Linked DNA regions of Homo sapiens: region 1 is linked to region 2. Evidence: chromatin contacts called from ENCODE Hi-C or POLR2A ChIA-PET data. All regions are on one chromosome and are shown on one strand. Each heading gives the region's core, a stretch centred on a gene start or an enhancer-like site at or near the end of the contact. The rest is flanking DNA. Distances are from core to core; before and after follow the strand shown.

The links. Hi-C counts contacts between places; a loop is a spot of excess contacts on that map. ChIA-PET counts read pairs that join two places held with the same protein, here RNA polymerase II (POLR2A). Pooled maps may share reads with other maps.
Region 1: a loop to region 2 is called in a map of breast epithelium, with 18 times the contacts of the local background. The contact joins two enhancer-like sites. A Hi-C loop is called at or near these places in 38 of 168 maps with a recorded cell type or tissue (GM11168, HAP-1, HepG2 and 27 more) and 11 of 50 pooled maps. POLR2A ChIA-PET finds 5 or more read pairs at or near these places in 3 of 52 experiments (AG04450, H1 and Panc1).

Annotation. Positions count from the first base shown.
Region 1 is chr10:132,627,835-132,634,673 of GRCh38, reverse strand. The region is part of intron 2 of INPP5A (inositol polyphosphate-5-phosphatase A); the gene reads right to left. Among named protein-coding and RNA genes, the nearest start is that of INPP5A, 93 kb to the right of the region's middle. RefSeq lists enhancers at 1-361, 1,366-6,149. Within about 2 kb of position 3,058, at least 25 of the 41 ENCODE cell types and tissues checked have a DNase peak (open chromatin) inside an H3K27ac peak, as active enhancers do; they include body of pancreas, gastrocnemius medialis, heart right ventricle and 4 more, where a contact is called at or near this core.
Region 2 is chr10:132,467,831-132,474,749 of GRCh38, reverse strand. It overlaps LOC105378569 (a long non-coding RNA gene), which reads right to left. Exons shown (of 3, transcript XR_007062343.1): 3 at 6,659-6,919. Among named protein-coding and RNA genes, the nearest start is that of LINC02870, 26 kb to the right of the region's middle. Within about 2 kb of position 5,074, at least 12 of the 41 ENCODE cell types and tissues checked have a DNase peak (open chromatin) inside an H3K27ac peak, as active enhancers do; they include body of pancreas, gastrocnemius medialis, heart right ventricle and 4 more, where a contact is called at or near this core.

The DNA.
Region 1 (6,839 bases), core at 1,809-4,308, 160 kb before region 2:
AACAAAAAACACACTGGGCAGAGGTTGACAGAACAAAGGAGAAACAGACAATCCCACAACCACTGTAGGAGACTTTAGCGCCCTCCCTTGGCACTCAATGGATCTAGACCAACACACACAAGCAGTCAAGATGCAGGACACAGTCAAGCTCCGTGGTCCACTTGGCACGACAGAAAACCACATCTGACACCTGCAGAACACAGAATGCATACTCCTCTCCGTGGCACACTCACCAAGGGAGATGACACGCCTCTCCGGGGCACACCCAAGGGAGATGACATGCCTCTCTGGGGCACACCCACCAAGGGAGATGATACGCCTCTCCGGGGCACACCCACCAAGGGAGATGATACGCCTCTCCGGGGCACACCCACCAAGGGAGATGATACGCCTCTCCGGGGCACACCTGCCAAGGGAGATGACACGCCTCTCCGGGGCACACCCGCCAAGGGAGATGGCACTCCTAACTTCACGAAAGCTACAAAACAATTTCCATCAAAACATCAATTAATTGTAACACATGAACTGTAAAAAACAATTATGAGACAACTGAGAACATCTAAATCCTAACTGGATATTGAATAGGTTGGAATTACTGATCATCTTTTTAGATATAAAGCTACTGTGTAGGGTCTGTATTCTTTGAAATACCTACTGAAATAGTCACGAATGAAGTGATGCACTGTCTGGTTTTTGCTTCAAATGCTCAGGGGTGGGAAGAGCAGGTGGAGGGGTCTGAAGCAGAACTGGCCACGAGCTTCACAGCTGAGCGTGGGTGCTGGGCACGGAAAGGATTCTCTCCATGTTTATATGGGCTTGAAATCGTCACAATAAGTTTGCTGAACGTGCTCACTGTTTAACTAACTCTGTAGGAACAAAACCAGAAACCCAAAAAACACATTCCCTCCAGCCAGCAACACCCAAGGCAGGAGCCCTGGAGCTGCGCAAAGCCACCCCCAGGGCCTTCGAGTGAGTGCCTCTGAACAATGGAAAAATCATGACCTTCTCTGAGGTCTGTGATCTTTCCTGGTCTCATAATGGCAAGGCCAGGGAGAAAAGAGGGAATCTCTGTTTCTTACCAACGTCCTGCTTGGGGATTCAGCTTGAAAACACTTCTGTTTGCCAGCTCTGGAGGAGGTGCGGTGCCCAGGCTCAGACAGTACGAACCCACTCCACGCTTGGGCACCTGCAGTGGCCTCACCAGAGCCGACAGACACGCACATCAGAGACTTCGTTTTAAAACAGATTTAGTCACTGCACAAGGCGAGAAACTCAAAATAGCTCATTTGAAGAGGATGGGTTTTCGTGACCTACTATTGGACATTTTTGGCTAACAGAAAAAAAAATATTTCCTCTGCAAGTGAGTGAAGCTGCAGAATGTACCGGGTAAATGTAAATGCTTCACTGATGAGCAATGACTCCCAACAGCCAGGATTCAAGCACCTCGCCCACTAAAGGGAGCCAGGCAGGGGCTGAGGTCCGGGAGCTCACTACTGAAGCTGATGGGTGGCTAGCACCACCACAAAAGGCAGCCAGGGACAGGGCACCTTTGTTGCAATGTCTTTACCTGACCAAGTAAGCCAGCACCCAGGAGCCCCTGCCCTGGGGACAGAGGCCTCCTCCATGGGGAAGGGAGACAGAACCAGCCCCCCAACTCCCCAGGCAGTGGTGTGCTCGAAAGCTCTCAATACTAGCTCTCCAGGCGAGGCCCTGGGACTGCCCTTCCGAGGTGTGAATGCCCCGCCATGGCCAACGCTAAGCCACCGATGTGGCATCACTGAACCTGGGGTAGGAGAGGTGCTCGGCAAGGCACCATCATTCACACATCAAATACTGTGTGAGTATTTCCCTCACCCAGACACAGAGCTAAATAGTCAAGATCATACGTAACAGTACAATAATTAGGAAGGGATGAGTGTGGGGCATTTATTGCCTTTGGTTTTAATATATTTACTTTATTACAGGTTTATATAATTTGATTTTTAATAATGGCTGCATTTCACACCTGGCTCCCAAGTTCCTGATCAATTCAGTCAGTGCCCATGACAATCTGGGCGGGGTGCAGTGGTGGTGGGTGGAAGTGTGGGCTTTCCAGGAAGCACACCGGGCACGGGCTCCTGCTGGACCCCTTCCTGGCGGGAATTCTGGGGCCTGGTTCCTGCCTCTCAGAGGATCCACTTCGGCACATGCCTTCCTGAGACGGTCGCTGTGAGGTGTCAACAATGCTGGCATCCAGGCTCAGCACAGGCTGGACAGAGTGAGGTGACACCAGCCAGACACAGCTACTCACACCACAGGCGTTGGCCCGTGCCAGAGAGATACAGCCACAGGGGACACAGGCGCCCTGGCATCCGGGAGGACAGGGACACACACAGAGCTCTAGGCAGCTGCAGAAAGCCAAGCAGCTCCCCAGGGCTGGCCTGGGAGCCTCTGCAGCCTGCACGATCCTGGACAAAGATCCCTTCAACAAAACATATTGCTGGACCGCAGAGGATGGACAGGAAAGGCCACGCCACAGTGTCGGACAGCACGCTTGGGTCAGGCCTGGCTGGAAACACACTGCTGCAAAGCACAGATGTGACCGAGTGTCCCCAGGTTACCAGGCAGGGCTGTGAAGAGACACAACCCCCATGGGGGTGCACATCTCCACCCACGAGTCTGAGCTTCTGCTCAGCACTTCACGCCCTGAGTGACAATGACACTGGCATGCGTGACCTTGGAACTATCGGGGAAGTCACGGCCCAAAGCTGTGCATTTTCTTCACCAAAATTCTACAGTGAAAAAGCAGGTGCTCCTACCTTAAAGGAAAAAAGGGCAGTCAATAAAACCACATGGGTTGTTTTATTATAGTGTCCTTGAACTGGATGCTTCATAGGAAGGCCCAGGAAAAATATCTTGGAAAGGCATGGCAAGAAAAAGCACGTTCACCAGCCAAACAAGCAGCACCCTGCTTCTGCCGCGGAGCGGGGCCCAGCACGAAGGGCCCCTGGTTCCCAGGAAACAGGCAGCACAGGCCTGCCCAGGCCACGTCCATCGGCACGGCCAAGACTCGGTGTTAAAAATAGCAACAGCCAGGCCCTGTCAGGCGTTCTCCAAAGAGGAGTATCGGAGTGACCTAAAAAGGAATTACATCCTGCACAGCACCCCAGTGGAAGCCCCATGCCAAGATAAGGCGCGCAGAGGGACACGGGAATTTCTTGATAGAAAAAGGCCACAGTTACTTGCCAACGACGCCTGGAAAACACCCTGTTTAAAATCCCCGCTGCCCACCCTTGCCCTGGGTGGGGGCTCTCCTCTCCAGGTCCCTTCGGGGCTGGGCTGGGCTGCAACGGGTGCTGGGACCCCAGAAAGAGGCCTGTTTGTGACCAACCAGACCCAGGTTCCCACAGGCCCCTGGTCAGACAGCCTCCTCAAGGCGCAGCCGATGGGACCGGCCAGGGCACACGGAGCAGCTGTGTGGGCAGGGGCCTGTTCTTCTCTCCGCCCTGCACACAGGACACCATGAGTTTCCATGACCTCACCGCAGGCAGCCTGGCCAGCCTGTGTGATCTGGAGCTGCCTTTCCTTGGCCCTGCGTGGGGCTGGGCCACCATGGGGAGGGGTGTGGGACCCAGCAGGCCCCACCCAAGCACAGCCTAGAGGTTTTTTGGGGAGACTGTGGGTTCTACCACACTGACCACATGCAGCAGCCTTCCCCCCAGAGATAGGGCAAGTGACTTAAGCAAATCTGCAGATGGAGCCAGAAGCTGCTGCCGGAGACGCCACGGGCAGAGGTGGAAACGCAGGGCTCTAACCCGAACAAAGTCCGGGCTTGGGCCATCGAAGCTCCCACAAATCAGCTCTAGTTTAAGAAGCACGTCCCCCGCCGCCCCCGCCGCCTCCCGGCCCCCACCACCGCACAGGGCAGGGCAAGGTTAAGTCCAGGGTCATGGCAGGTGCGACCGAGGCCCCACCCGCCCCCCACCCTCATGGACACTTTCACTTCACTGATGCCTTCCCCTCATGGATGTCTTCCCCTCATGGATGTCTTCCCCTCATGGATGTCTTCCCCTCATGGATGTCTTCCCCTCATGGACGTCTTCCCCTCATGGACGTCTTCCTCTCATGGATGTCTTCCCCTCATGGACATCTTTCCCTCATGAAAGCCTTTCCCTCATGGATGCCTTTTCCTCAAGGATGGCCTCTCTTCATGTATGCCTTTCCCTAGAGCTTGCCTTCCCCTCAAGGACACCCTCCCCTCATGGGCACCTTTCCCTTATGGACACCATCTCCTCATAGACATCTTTTCCTCAAGGACACCTCCCCTCAAGGACGTCTTTCCCTCATGGAGGCCTTTCCCTAGAGGACACCCTCCCCTCACAGACACATATCCCTGGAGGATGCCTTCCCCTCAAGGATGCCTTCCCCTCATGGACGCCTTCCCCTCATGGACGTCTTCCCCTCATGGACAGCTTTCCCTCATGGACGCCTTCCCCTCATGGACACCTTACCCTCATGGACGCCTTTTCTTCATGGATGGCTTTCCCTCATAGACGCCTTTTCCTGGAGGACATCATCCCCTCATAGATGCCTTTCTGAAGGATGTCTTTCCCTAGAGGGTACCCTATCCTCGAGGACGCCCTCCTCCATGAACACCTTTCCCTCATGGATGCCACCTTCCCCTGGAGGATGCTTTTCCCTCGAGGATGACGTTCCCTCAAGAACGCTTTGCCCTCAAGAACACTCTCCCCTCAAGGACGCCCACCCTTCTTGGATGCCTTCCCCTTATGGACACTTTCCCCTTATGATTGTCTTTCCCTGGAGGGCAGCTTCCCCTGGAGGACACCCTGCCCTTGTGGACACCCCTCCCTCATGGATACCCTCCACTCATGGACCCTCCCTCATGGATGCCTTCCCTGGAGGACAGCTTCCCCGGAGGCCACCTGGCCATCGTGGATGCCATTCCCTTGTGGATACCCACCCCTCATGGATGCTCACGTGTGGAATGCATGTGGAGAACTGCCGCAGCACAGGGCTGTCCGCACAATGCAGAGGGAAGGGCCAAACCACGCAGCAGCAAGTGAACACTCATTCCACAGCCACTAGCACCAACCCTGGAGCCACACTGGAGACTTCCAGAAAAAGAGGGGACACAGAAGAACCTTCTGTTCAGGTCTCCCGTCGCCCCACAGCCAATCTTCCGCTATGCATGCAAATGTAACACAACTCCCTTCAAAGATGTACGATGAGATTTTTATCTTCAGCCACTTTCCTGAGTCACTGAAAGTTCATGAAGACACTGAACAGCTGCAGGGCCCTGGCTCGAGAGGATGGGGCCATTCGTCACCTGAAGTTGAGCAGGCGGGCAGCGCACTGCCCTACAACAGAGCTGGGGTTCCCTCACGTGGAGTCTGTGTTTCTGGAGCTCTTAGGAGGGGAGGGCTGGGGTCAGAGGGCAAGAGCAAGTTTGAGGCCACTGCTGTATAACACCAGGTAGCTTAAAGAGGAACCACCCATCTGCAGTGCTGGGGACACACGTCAGGCAGCCAAATGGACCCACCCTCGGCACCCAGAGGCCAAGAATGGGAATGCCAGGTGCTGCTTCAGCTGTAAGCAAGGAAGGGGCACTACCTGGCAGCCACCTCCCCTCGCTCCTGCCATCTGTGCGGCCACGGCTCAGGGTCAAACACACCCGGTTCTGAAGGCCACACAAAAACAGATAACATGTCTCATTAATAACTGTATACTGATTATATGTTGAAATGATAACATTCTAGATACACTGGGTGAAATAAAATATATTATTAAAATAATTTCACCTATTTCTTTTTGCTTTTTAAAATGTGACTCTTCAAACTTTGAAATGACATATGCACTTTACACACCATTTCTATTGGATGGGGCTGGGCTAGATTCTAAGAGAAGCTTTTGACCATCTTTCTATTGGAATTTTACATGTTCTCTTTCATTTATAAGAGTTCTTTATAAAAATTGTTAAACCAGCCTATTGTTGTTTTTAAAAATATATTCCCAGTCTGCCTTTTAATCACATTTAAACTCTAAGAGCCTAAGAAAAGTCCTGCCAGTTTTATTTACTCGAATCCATCAGTCTTTGCCTCTACAAATTCCTTCAACTATGTGGAGTTTAGAAAAGCCTTCCCCATCCGGAAAGGAAATAAACAGCCATGTTTCCTTCTACGTGTCCCCCACGCCACGCCCCCCCCCCCCCCCGCCACCAGAGCACATCTGGAGGGAGAGGGGGCGGCCACCATAGGGCACAGGGCTCCAGGCCCTCACAGCAGTTAGTGCTTCCTGAATGGTGCTGCCGGCCCGGTGGAATTCACTCTGTCACTCCTCACAGTCATTGCCAGCCATGGGTGCATGCTCACGAGGAAGCGGGGCACGGTGAGGTTACACAGCCCAGAAAGGGGAGCCTCCCATCAGTCTCCTCCCAGGGTCCACGATGGGCTCTCAGCCATGCCGGCCCTTACTGAGCTGGTAGGAATGGGCCTGAGCTGCGTCAGGCAGACAAGGATCACACTGTCTTCCAAAGGAGACCAGACCACTGGCAGGAGGTCTGCTTTTAGAATCTGGTTTGCGGTTAATTTCCACACTTGAGCCTAATCTAATGGTTGCTCTTCACCAAGAGTAGATCCGCAGCTGCTGATCAGAGCGCTGTGCTGTAAACACCCTCCTGGGCAATGGCAACCAGTGAAGACATCAACATCAACAACAAAGTCACCGAGTCAGATTCGCGTCCCTTATCTCCAGTTTCTCTCCACACCCGACGCCGCCACTCCAGCCTGGGCACCTCCCCCACACGGCTCTCTCCACGGCCTCACCCCTCCCGGTTTCCAATA
Region 2 (6,919 bases), core at 3,825-6,324:
TACCTAATCTGTCTGACTTCTAGAAAGTTCTTCCTCTTCAGAGGCCACCACTTTCAGCTCTTTGCAGAAATTTTTTTAGGTATTTACCTACATATTTCTAAATAACACACTTACCTTGTTGTTGCTTGGTTTTTGAGTTTTATATATTATCTGTTGACCGTAGATGGGAAGATGAAAGTTAAGTTCTCTTACATGGCCTCTATCACCACACAGACCCATGAACTTCTTTTCTTCCTATTTTTTTTGGGATAAATCACAATTTTTTATTTATTTATTTATTTTTTGAGACAGAGTCTTACTCTGTTGCCCAGGCTGGAGTGCAGTGGTGCAATCTTGGCTCACTGCAACCTCTGCCTCCTGGGTTCAAGGGATTCTCCTGCCTCAGCCTCATGAGTAGCTGCGGCTACAGGTGCCCGCCACCATACCTGGCTAATTTTTGTATTTTTAGTAGAGACGGGGTTTCACTATGTTGGCCAGGCTGGTCTCGAACTCCGGACCTCATGATCTGCCCACCTTGGCCTCCCAAAGTGCTGGAATTATAGGCGTGAGCCACCGTGCCCGGCCATAGTTTTTCATTAAATCAAAGTTAGTGTTTGTGTTAGGTAAATATGACTCAGATCTGGGCTATGACATAAAATTTGATTACATTTCCTTTGTTGTATAACTATAGTTTCCTGATGTTAATATTGCCTTTCTTTTTCACCCCCCCCCCCCATTTTCTTTTTTTCTTTGACACAGGGTCTCCCTGTGTTGCCCAGGCTGGAGTGTAGTGGCATGAACACGGCTCATTGCAGCCCCCACCTCCTGGGTTCAAGCAATCCTCCCACCTCAGCCTCCTGTGCAGCTGGGACAACAGGCATGTGCTACCATGCCTGGCTAAATTTTGTATTTTTCGTCGAGATGGGATGTATCTGTGTTGCCCAGGCTGGTCTCAAACTCCTGGGCTCAAGCAATCCTCCCACATCAGCCTCCCAAAGTGCTGGGATTACAGGCATGAGCTGCTGTGCCCTGCTGCCTTGTTTTTCATTAGCTTAATTTTTCTCTTGTGTCTTGCAGAGCTTCTTGAATTCGTGAATTCATTCTTGAGTTCTAGGCCATGATCTTCTTGCACATTGCTTCTGCCCCATTTGCTCTCTCCTCTCCTTCTGGGACTCTAGTGATGAGAGCATTGGAACTTTGGAGCGTGCTCCACACGCCTGTCACAGGTTTCTCTGGTTTTCTTCTTATCTGTTTTTACAGTCTCTGTGCTATAGTTTGAATGTTTTCTATTAATCCATTTTCCGGTTCACCAATCTGGTGTTCAGCTGTGTCCAACTGCTATTAAAGCCATCGATGGAACTGCTAATTTCAGATACTGAATATTATAGTTACAGCATGTCCATTTGATATCTTAATAATTTAAATTGGCCGGGCACGGTGGCTCACGCCTGTAATCCCAGCTCTGTGGGAGACCAAGGCAGGAGGATCACGAGGTCAGGAGATCGAGACCATCCTAGCTAACACAGTGAAACCCCATCTCTACTAAAAATACAAAAAAATTAGCCAGGCGTGGTGGTGGGCACCTGTGGTCCCGGCTACTTGGGAGGCTGAGGCAGGAGAATGGCGTGAACCCGGGAGGAAGAGCTTGCAGTGGGCTGAGGTCGCACCACTGCACTCCAGCCTGGGTGACAGAGCGAGACTCCATCTCTAAAGTAATTAATTAATTAATTAATTAATTAAATTATTTTTTCAGATTTCAATTCTTTGCTGAAGTTTTTCAGCTTTTTATTTAACTTATTCGATCCCTCCTTGAATTCTGTAATACTGATGTGGTTTGGCTCTGTGTCTGCACCCAAATCTCATCTTGAATTGTAATCCCCACATGTCCAGGGAGGGACCTGGTAGAAGGTGACTGGATCATGGGGGCGATTCCCCCATGCTGTTCTCATGACAGTAAGTTCTCACAAGATTTGATGGCTTAAAAGTGTTTGGCAGGCTGGGCGCTGTTGGCTCACACCTGTAATCCCAGCACTTTGGGAGGCCAAGGCGGGTGGATCACAATGTCAGGAGTTCAAGACCAGCCTGACCAACATGGTGAAACCCCGTCTCTACTAAAAATACAAAAGTTAGCTGGGCGTGGTGGCACACACCTGTAATCTCAGCTACTCGGGAGGCTGAGGCAGGAGAATCTCTTGAACCCAGGAGGAAGAGGTTGTAGTGAGCTGAGATCACGCCACTGCACTCCAGCCTGGGCGACAGAGGGAGACTCTGTCTCAAAAAAAAAAAAAAGAAAAGGGTTTGGCAGTTACCCCGCCCTTGCGCTCTCTCTCTCCTGCCACCATGTAAGACGAGCCTTGCTTCCCCTTTGCCTTCCACCATTCCACCATGATTGTAAGTTTCCTGAGGCCTCCCAAGCCATGTGGAGCTCTGAGTCAATTAAACCTCTTTATAGATAACTCAGTCTCAGGTGGTTCTTTTTGTTCTTTAATTGAAACAGAGTCTCACTCTGCTGCCCAGGCTGGAGTGCAGTGGTGCGATCTCAGCTCACTGGAATCTCCACCTTCCAGATTCAAGCGATTCTCCTGCCTCAGCCTCCGGAGCAGCTGGGACTACAGGCATGCACTACTATGCTTGGCTAATTTTTTGTATATTTAGTAGAGACGGGGTTTCACCATGTTGGCCAGGCTGGCCTCCTGACCTCAAGTGATCCACCCACCTCAGCCTCTCAAAGTGCTGGGATGACAGGAGTGAGACACTGCGCCCGGCCCCTCTTGTAGTTCTTTATAGTGGTGTGAAAACGAACTAATACAAATTTATTCACTGTAGTTAATTTAAAGTCCTTGTCTGCAAACTGTAATGTCTGGATCACTGCGGGGTCTACTTCTATTGTCTCTTTTTTCCTCTTAGTTATTGGCCATATTTTCTTGCCTCTTTCCATGTCTGAAAGTTGTTTATTAAATGCCTGACATTGTGTATAAAAGAGCCGGTGAGACCCGGGTGATCTCATCCGCACCAGCGAGGGTCTCTTTTCCTCGTTAAGGCAGAGAGAGCGCAGCCTCACCGTGTCCCTCCGGCCAGGGTTGTGCTGGGAGGAGCAGCTTGCAGTTTTAGTGAGACTCAGTCTACCCACACTTGGGTATGGCCTTGCCTGCCTGGCAGACCTCCGTTTCCCTGAGGTCTGCACAAGGCCTGGCTCTGCCTTTTGGAGGTTCCAGCTGAACTCTCCAGCCTTCTATGTCTCCTGGCTTTGTAATCACATGAATGATTTGACAGAGATGGAGAGGATATGCTTGAGGAACTCTGTCCCCAGGGATGGGAGGGCCAGAGAGTCCACTCTGCCTTAGGACTTAGCTAAACTCCCACCTCCCAGCCTCCCCTGTGGCCATAGACTCAGCACATGCCCCTCAGAAGAACCAGTGGTTTGTTTGAGCCCCTCGAGTTTCCAATCTGCCTTTAGCTCCGTGGCAAGCACCAAAAGTTTTGCCATTTCTCTTTGTCCAGAAGTGGCCTCTTGTCTGGGCCAGACCGGTGTCCAGCCAGCAGGCAGCTGGGAAACACTCGGCTCAGCTTGGGGGTGCTTGTCCCTTGCCTAGTTGCCTCTACAGCTCTCTGATGCCCTTGGAGGCAGGATTCTCACACACCCCCTGGCTTTTTCTCGTCGTGGTTGCAGGATCACTGGCCTGCCGTGGGCTGCCACCTCCCACGTGGAAGTGGAACTCTCCATGAGCTTTTTGTTCCATCTTGTCGCTAACCCAGCCTCTGAACCTCTCACCACATCACTCCTCCCTCCGTGCGGCCTCGTCCCCTCCGTGGTTTCATAAGCGTCTGCAACACACCACACACCTGCTTGCTGATAGTTCAGCAGCGTAAAGAATCTGGTTTAAAATCGTTTTGCCCCAGAACTTTGAAGACATCGTCTGTGATTTCTAGCTTTAGTTGTTGCTAGTGAGGACATTGTGTGCTGGGGGCGTTCTGGGATCCGCCTCCGCGGCAGTACCAGGGGACTCCCATGCCCTCTGCCTTCTAGTTGGGTTTGGCAAAGGGAGGAACTGGCAGGAGATGGAGGTGGGAGGAGAGCAAGATCAGGCCTTTTCTTTCCTGATACCCCACCAGGCTGCTCTGGGTGGGCCCATCTCTTAACCAAGGCTGCTGCCCGTGTGAGGGTCTCCTGGCAACAGCTTGCCTCCCAGGGTTCCTGTTAGGGGGGTGCCAGCTCTACGCTCCTGATCCCGAGACGTGGCTCAGTCTTCCGAGTCTCCTTTAAGCCGCACACACACTTCCAGAGGCCCTTTCGTTAAGCACCACTCAAAGCACAAAACCACAAGGGCCCAGGCGGCCGCAGGATGAAACACCGCAAGTGTCCCGGGAAGGCAGGTTCATTACTTGGAGAAAAAATAAAATTATATTCCTAGCCAAGTGTTCACATAAATCAATTCCAGGTGGGCTAGAGAATAAATAAAAAAGCAAATCATTCTATAAATAAAAACACATACGTCTGTAAGTATTGCACCAATTTTGAATTTGATAAGAACTTTCTAAGCATAAACCAAACAGTCTTCATCAAGGGAAAATATGTACAAATTTGAGTGCATAGAATTTTAACATTTTTATTTATAAAAATACCTTAAATAAATTAAAAGTCAAGTGACAAACAGGAAAAAGTATTTGCCACAGATGAAGAACCACAAAACTAATTTAAAAAAAAACAAATATCCCAGTAAAAAAATGGAGAAAGACCAGCCTAAGACGATTTAAATGAAACAAATCAAATGTCCAAAGTAGAAATGCTTAACATCTCTAGTCATCAGATAAATTAAATTAAAACTACGTACAATTTATCCTGTATCAAATCCCCTCTCCCCTGCCCCTTGGGTCCAATCTGAGGGCCCCTAACAGTTCCGCCTTTGAGGCAGCCCTGCGCCCCGTGGGACACCCCTCCTGTGCTGTGAGCCACTTTGACTCTGTTGATTTCAGACGGTGCCCTGAGATTTTCCTCCCACTACCCAAAAGGCCATTAACATATTTTCCTAAACAAATAGGCAGTTTCCCCTGGAGACAGACTCACTGGGACTTGGCAGCCCACCAGAGCACAGAGCCCGCCGCTCAAAGTCAGAACCCAGAAAGCAAAGCTCGCCCCACTCTGCGGCTGGTCTCCAGGCTGGTGAAAGTCAAGGCCATTACCAAGCCCCTGCTCTTCCCCTCCAGCCCCCTGCCTGCCCCAAACTGCCCCCCTGGCCTGGCCTCTGGGACCTGCAGAGGTTTCCCACCTGTGCTTGCCTGAGGCCTTACAGTCAGATCTTTTACCCTAATGCCCCTCCTGGGACAGGCCCCAGGGAACCAGCCCCACCCCGTGGCTGGACACCTGCCGCTGCCCCAGCCCTCCTGGCTGAGCCCTGTTTCACCCTCGCTGGGGCAGCCCTGGTCACCGAGCCTAGCTTTCACGGGTTTATTGTCCTCTGGTGCCCCGGGGCAGGCTCGATCGGGCAAGGAGAGTCCCAAGCAGGGTCAGCGTGCCAGGGACAGGCTGGAAGGGCCGAGCAGACGCTTGCCATCAGGCCTTCCCGCTCCGGGTTTTGGGGTGAGGTTGTGGTTTTCTTCTATTTTATAAATGTTCTACAATTTTATTATTAAATAAGTCAGGAGCCATTATTATTATTATTATATTATTATTTTCAGGGAAAACAAGCATCAAGTGGGCCCACTGAGTTTTCTTCTTGGTGAAGGAAGGGCCAGAGCTTGAACTGAGGCAGACGGCGGAGGGGGACTCTGCGGCTCTTGGGACCTGCTGACCCCTGGGCAGGGGGCAGGGGCTGCAACAGCCGTGGCCACGGGGCTGCAAACATCAGCCTAGCAGTGTCCCGTGGCCCAGGGCAAGGGGCCAGTGCTGCCAGAGATTCCTGAGGCCCTGGTGGGTGGGAGACAGAACCCCAACCCCCAACACCCCCACCACTGTCCAGGAGGCAGGAAGAAGTGCCCACAGGGGCAAGGACCGCGTGAGGGTCAACAGGCCCAAGAGGCCCCAGAAAAGACTCGGAGAGCTGCTGCAGCCCCTTCAGAACAGCCAGCACTGTCTACACTCTCTAGGTGCCGCTAGACCCCTCCCCTCCCCTCCCCTGCTTTCCCTCCCCTCCCCCGCCTTCCATCTCCTCCCCTCCCCTGCCTTCCCTCCCCTCCCCTCCCCTGCCTTCCCTCCCCTCCCCTGCCTTCCCTCCCCTCCCCTCCCCTGCTTTCCATCTCCTCCCCTATCCCATCTCCTCCCTCCCCTCCCCCTGCCTCCCATCTCCTCCCCATCTCCTCCCTCCCCTCCCTTTCCAGCTTCTTCTCCTCCTCCCCTTCTCCCTCCCCGAACTCCCTCTCCTTCTCCCTCCCTTCTTCCCTCTCTCCCTTGGTTCCTCTCTCCCTCCCTTGCCCTCTCCCTCTTTCCTTGCCTCCTTTCATTTCAGCGTTGAGCGGGATGAATGGGCGTGAAGACCCTCAGTCTCCCCTTGTATGCAGGCAGGGAGGTGGACCTGAGTCCTGTCAGCGCCAGACCAGCAGGACTCTGACCACCCCCAGAGCGGCACCCTGTCCCTCACCTCCCCAACACCCCCACGACCCTGGCGCCTCCCAGGGGCTGTTCCCCCGTCCCCTCCCGCCCTGGGAGCTGGCGTTGCCCCGCCTGCCTGGAGCCGGCCTTGGGGCCGCACAGCTCTGCTCAGTAGCGTTCCTCCCTTCCTTAGCCTTGAGCCTGAGACAGGTGTCCCCTGGCCCCACCCAGCACCTTGTGCTCATGCACCGCGTTGAACCGTGGCTGGCCCTGGGAGGGGGATATCCTCCCTTGTGAGGACGTGAGGGGCTGCAGGTCAGAGGCAGCTGGTGTCCTGCCCTCCTCCTGCCCCCAGGCAGAGTCCTGGGCAGGTGGCCTTGGTGGACGGGCATCTTCCTGGGCCCTCGGGAGCCG